Linked DNA regions of Homo sapiens: region 1 is linked to region 2. The links are chromatin contacts, found by Hi-C or POLR2A ChIA-PET in ENCODE. All regions are on one chromosome and are shown on one strand. The core of a region is the stretch at or near the end of the contact, and the rest is flanking DNA. Distances in the headings are between cores, read along the strand shown. Region 1 overlaps PNMA8A (PNMA family member 8A). Region 2 has its middle 8.0 kb from the start of HIF3A.

Evidence for each region. A loop is a pair of places that touch in the nucleus more often than their neighbours do. ChIA-PET counts read pairs that join two places held with the same protein, here RNA polymerase II (POLR2A). Pooled maps may share reads with other maps.
Region 1: POLR2A ChIA-PET joins it to region 2 with 11 read pairs in BJ. The contact joins two enhancer-like sites. A Hi-C loop is called at or near these places in 2 of 50 pooled maps. POLR2A ChIA-PET finds 5 or more read pairs at or near these places in 2 of 52 experiments (BJ and endothelial cell of umbilical vein).

Annotation. Positions count from the first base shown.
Region 1 is chr19:46,465,129-46,468,039 of GRCh38, reverse strand. PNMA8A (PNMA family member 8A) reads left to right here. Exons shown (of 3, transcript NM_018215.4): 3 at 1-1,537. Among named protein-coding and RNA genes, the nearest start is that of PNMA8A, 5.0 kb to the left of the region's middle. Within about 2 kb of position 1,364, at least 9 of the 41 ENCODE cell types and tissues checked have a DNase peak (open chromatin) inside an H3K27ac peak, as active enhancers do.
Region 2 is chr19:46,287,560-46,290,474 of GRCh38, reverse strand. No RefSeq gene overlaps it. Among named protein-coding and RNA genes, the nearest start is that of HIF3A, 8.0 kb to the left of the region's middle. Within about 2 kb of position 1,319, at least 13 of the 41 ENCODE cell types and tissues checked have a DNase peak (open chromatin) inside an H3K27ac peak, as active enhancers do.

The DNA of each region.
Region 1 (2,911 bases), core at 115-2,614, 180 kb before region 2:
CTCCAGCTTCCATCCTCCAGTTATCTAGCCAGGAGGTCCCAAGAGTTAGTTTTAGGGAAAAAGAATGTCTGCCTAGACCTCAAAGTCTTTGAGTTTTAGAGTCTGTTAGTAAAAATGGCACTTTGATTCCCATTTGGGATGAGCCCTCTCAGGAATCCTGTGGGGAAGGGGGGTGATTATAGGGAAGGACGCAGGCATTCCTAGGTCCCCAGCTCTAATTCCATCCATCTACCCAACTGTCACCATCTTTGCACCAAACTGTCACCATCTTTGCAGCAGAAGGTCACTACTCACATTATAGTAAGAGGGGAAAAAAATCTTTTAAAACTTGGCTGTTGGCCGGGCACGGTGGCTCACGCCTGTAATCCCAGCACTTTGGGAGGCTGAGGCAGGTCGATCACGAGGTCAGGCGTTTAAGACCAGCTTGACCAACATGGTGAAACCCCATCTCTACAAAAATTAGCTGGGCGTGGTGGCGCGCGCCTGTAATCCCAGCTACTCAGGAGGCTGAGGCAGATGAATTGCTTGAATCCAGGAGGCAGAGGTTGCAATGAGCCGAGATTGTGCCACGGCACTCCAGCCTGGGCAGCAGAGTGAGACTCTCTCTCAAAAAAACAAAACTTGGCTGTTAATGTCTGCCCTCTGAATTCAGACACACTATATTAGACCAGACCACCATGTGTCATTGTGTGTGTGTGTGTGTGTGTTTGCGTGCGCATGTGTAGAGGAGAGAGCAGGGTCCCTGAGATAATGGTTTCCAAACTGTATCGTAGCCGTCCACAAAGATGTAATCCAAATCTATTTTTCTCACGTGTTTAAAAAACTGAAAAGTGACTACTCAGATATGTTGGAAGTCACATCGAAGACTATCAGAATATTACCTTGTGTTCATAGGTTAACTTGTTTTTGTACACGTCTTAGTTATTTCAGGCATCTCTTTGCTTAAAATTGAGTTTCTTGTAAATGTGACTGATGAGCGAGGTTAGAAGTGGAAGAAATTCCTGTGCATGTTCTATAATCTGACACCCTGAAAGCAAGTTTCCTTTCGTCATTCACATGCTCTTGTTCTGCCGTGACTGTTCAGGTGTATGGTAGTAAGTAAATGTATTAACATGGTGAACAGTAGTAATATTCTATCATAGAGTATTAGCCCTTGCAAGTTTTCAGGGCGTCTTTTCCGACTTCAGTTTTTGTGATAAAGAATGTGAACAGTTGTTAGATGTTCTCAGTGATTCAACTTTAAAACAAATTTCTCGTGATGATTCATTTCAAAATCCTGAGTGAGTCTGACTGAAAAATACGAGAGAAAAGAGAGTGGTTTCCGTTTGCAGCTACACAGCTGTGTGCATCGACGTTCTCCTGGGGTGTGTGCCAAGCGAAACCCAGGGGTGAATTGGATTCTTGAAGAGACCAAAGCCTGTAACTGTCCAGCTTCTAATTTCAAAACGGGTCCATTAGGGCTTCGTTGTGTTAACAAGTTGACACCATGACTAGTAAATGTAAACGTGTATGTATAAAATAAAGTTTAGCAAATTAAGTGTCCTGTTAAGTCTCTTGTAGGTGAGGATTGCATGGACTATTAAATTTGAGGAAAGGGTTCCCCTTTCCTCAAACAGTGCCCCCAGCCAGATGTGACTGGTTATCAGATACGGGTTCAAGCTTTGAGAATTGTTAATGATCCATGAGAGAAGAAGCCGTTTGTCCTCTTTGCGAATGGCTTTCCACTGATGTGGAAGGATGTCCCACAGATCTTGGGGTTTCTAGAATAGGTATCTGGTGACGCAAATTACCTCAAAGTACCAGTTTATTTTTTTATAAACAGCTGGAAAATGAAAACCTTTCCCTCCCTTCCTATTCCCTCACACAGAAGCCAAGGTCTTTTTTTTTTTTTTTTTTTGAGATGGAGTTTCGCTCTGTCACCCAGGTGGGAGTGCAGTGGCACAGTCTCAGCCCACTGCAGCCTCTACCTCCTGGGCTCAAGTGATCTGCCCACCTCGGCCTCCCAAAGCGTTGGGATTACAGGTGTAAGCCACCATGCCAAGCCAGAAGCTGAGGTCTTTTAGCTAAAAATATAGTTTTCTTCTGGCCCTCCCCTGCCCCTCCCCAGGAACTCCTGAACCAGGGTGGCCACTACATCAGTCACTTGGAATCTGTTCAAGGTACCATTTCGTGGCTCTACCTGCTGATTCAGGATCTCTTCGGGGTTGTACATAGTTATCTGCGTCTTAAACAGTTTCTCCTGAGAATTTTTTTTTTTTTTTTTTGAGACGGAGTCTCGCTCTGTCTCCTAGGCTGGAGTGCAGTATCATGATCTCAGCTCACTGCAACCTCTGCCTCCCGGGTTCAAGCGATTCTCCTGCCTCAGCCTCCCAAGTAGCTGGGACTACAGGGGTGCGCCACCACGCCCAGCTAATATTTTTGTATTTTTTTTAGTAGAGATGGAGTTTCACCATGTTGGCCAGGATGGCCTCGATCTCTGATCTCTTGACCTCGTGATCCGCCCACCTCAGCCTCCCAAAGTGCTGGGATGACAGGCGTGAGCCACCACGCCCAGCCAAGAATTCTATTAATAATACAGGTTGGAGAGCTTCAGGTGGAATAATTCAGACTTGGGGAAACGGAAGTGTCCTTAGGGGTCCAGGTTGAGGTTTTGTGAAAGTGAATGGAGATTATGAGGAAAGATGCGAAAGAGACCAAAAGGGAAGCTGGGATTTGAGGACGCGGAGCTCGTTAGGAACTGCCGTGTACTCATAGAAGCATCTGGATGAAGCTCTATTTATTGGGTGCCCCCACACCCCCACAATGGGAAAAGCCCTATTTGACCAAGATGTTTAAGTACCTCCCACAATAATAGTCACTCCTACTGGTTACACCCAGGCTGTCAGTAAAGTATGAAAGGCCTACGTGCCCT
Region 2 (2,915 bases), core at 70-2,569:
TTGCTTTGCTTACAGATCTGCAATCTGGGCAGGGCTCAGCAGGTATGGCTCATCTTTGCTGCACTTGACACCCCTTGGGGTGGCTTAAAAGGCTGTGGACTGGAATGATCTGAAGCTTTCTCACTCACCTGTCTGGCAGTTGATGCTGCCTATCAGCTGGGACCTCACCTGGGCCCTGTGGCTGGAACTTCTACTTGTGACCTTTCCCTGTGGCTGCTTGGGCTTCCTCATATCATGGCAGCTAGGTCCCAGAGGCCAGTGGTGGGGAAGGGGTAGGGAGAGGGAGGCTGAGAGAGAGAAGGGAAGGGAAGGGAAAGGACAAGAAAAAGCCGTGTCTGCTTTTATGACTTAGCCTTGGAAGTCACACAGGCATATAGTGTCACTTCTGCACCCCCCCAACCCTTTTTTTCCCCTCTGTCAAGGCAATCACAAAGTTCTGCCCAGCTTCAAGAAAAGGAAAATACTCTGCCTTTTGATGGGAGGGGCAAGCTACCACAAGGGAGAGCATGTGAGACTCAAAATATTACTGTGACCATTTCCAGGAAATGTCAACTGCCACACTCTTCATAGCACCGTATCTAGCTATGAAGCACAATATCTAGCTAGGTCCCATAGCCCCTGGGACCTAGCTGCCATGATGTGAGGAAGCCCAAGGAGCCACATGGAAAGGTGATAAGTAGATGTTCCAGCCGCAGGTGCCAGGTGAGCTCCACCTATGAGTGGCAGCCTGGAGGTGGAGTCATAGGCCTTGGGATACTGGGGAATAAATGCTTGTCTTATTGACAGGGAAAGAGGGTTCAGCAACAAAAACTCAGACCTGTGCATGAACCCAGTTCTGATAAGCCAGTGTTGCTGGCCATGGTCTCCTGCACATCTTCATGGATATTCTACTTACCATCAGGTCTGGTTATCTTTATTGGGTATGACTCACATCCTATTGGCCACAGGAAGTCACATGACCAACCCTGACCTCAGTGGGTCAGGGAATGTATTTGACATACTCAAGAAGACATGTAAAGTCACATGGTACAGTCATGGATGTATAATTCTATAACAAGTAGGAAGGGTGAGTTCACTTCTGTTGACTCATCCTCCCTACTGCTCAAGGCTGGGGAGAATTGCTCCTGACCTATTCATAGCTACCTCTTGTGATCGGATTTTATCTCCAGTCTCCCCTTGCCCAACTCTGACTCCTAACAAGGTCCTTGGATTTAAAAAGTCCAGCTGCCACCCCTGGAACACTGCCAGGGGCAGAAAATCCCTCCAAACCCAAGCCAAGGCCAACCCAGAATCAGGTGATGGAAATAAACAGCACCAGTTCCAAGCATGATGCACAGATCCTGTGCCAAGCGCTGTCCTGAGCCCTTGGCATTCCTGTTCACATTGGAATGTCACAGCAGCCCCATTAAGTGGGCTCCAATGTTTTCCTATAGTGGACTCTGGAGCCAGGCTGCCTGCATTCTAATCCCATCATTTACCAGCTGCAGAACCTTGAACAAATTACTTAACCTCTCTGTGACTCATAGAGTTAGTTCCGTCCGTCCGTCTGTCCGTCCCTCCCTCCCTCCCTCCCTCCCTTCCTCTCCTTCTCTCTCTGTCTCTCTTCCTTCCCTTCCCCTTCCCTTCCTTCCTTCCTCCTTCCTTCATTTCTTTTTTTTTTTTTTTTTTGAGATGGAGTCTCACTCTGTTGCCCAGTCTGGAGTGCAATGGCAATCTCAGCTCACTACAACCTCTGCCTCCCATATTCAAGTAATTCTCGTGCCTCAGCCTCCCGAGTAGCCGGGATTACAGGTGTGCGCCACTATGTCCGGCTAATTTTTGTATTTTTAGTAGAGACGGGGTTTCACCATGTTAGCCAGGCTGGTCTCGAACTCCTGACCTCAGGTGATCTGCCTGCCTTGGCCTCCCAAAGTGCTGGGATTACAGGTGTGAGCCACTGCATCTGGCTTATTTCCTTCTTTTGAGAGAGGATCTTGCTCTGTCGCCCAGGCTGGAGTACTGTAGCATGAACACAGCTCACTGCAGCCTTGACCAGGGCTCAAGTGATCCTCCTGCCTCAGCTTCCTGAGTAGCTGGGACCACAGGCGCAGACCACCACACCCAGCTAATTTTTAAAATTATTTGTAGAGACAGGGTCTTGCCATGTTGCCCAGGCTGGTCTGGACCTCCTGGTCTCAAGCGATCCTCCCATCTCAGCTCCCAGAGTGCTAGGATTACAGGCGTAAGTCATTTCTTTTTCTTTTTTTGGAGACAGAGTTTCGCTCTTGTTACCCAGGCTGGAGTGCAGTGCTGTGATCTCGGCTTACTGCAACCTCTGCCTCCTGGGTTCAAGCGATTCTCCTGCCTCAACCTCCCGAGTAGCTGGGATTACAGGCATGCCCCACCATGCCCCGCTAATTTTGTATTTTTAGTAGAGATGGGGTTTCTCCATGTTGGTCAGGCTGGTCTCGAACTCCCAACCTCAGGCGATCCGCCTGCCTCGGCCTCACCAAAGTGCTGGGATCACAGGCGTGAGCCACCGCATCTGACCGAGTCATTTCTGAAAAGTTCATTTGATTAAAAAACAAAACAAAACAAAACAAAAACGCCCTCATGGTAGCTTGAATTATTGTTTCCAAATCTCCACTTCCTCCTTGTTATAGAATTATACATCCATGACTGTACCATGTGACTTTACAGGTCCTCTTGAGTATGTCAAATACATTCCCTGACTCACTGATGTCAGGCTTGGTCATGTGACTTCCTGTGGCCAATAGGATGTGAGTCTCACACAATAAAGACGAGACCTGATGTGTCTGCTGGTGGAAGGATGCAGACCTAGGAAGTATTTTCACCAAAATAATTGAACCTGAAATTATTCGGCTTCCACGTGTAACTACTGGTGTACAGGAAAGGCAGGGAACAGAGGAATATGT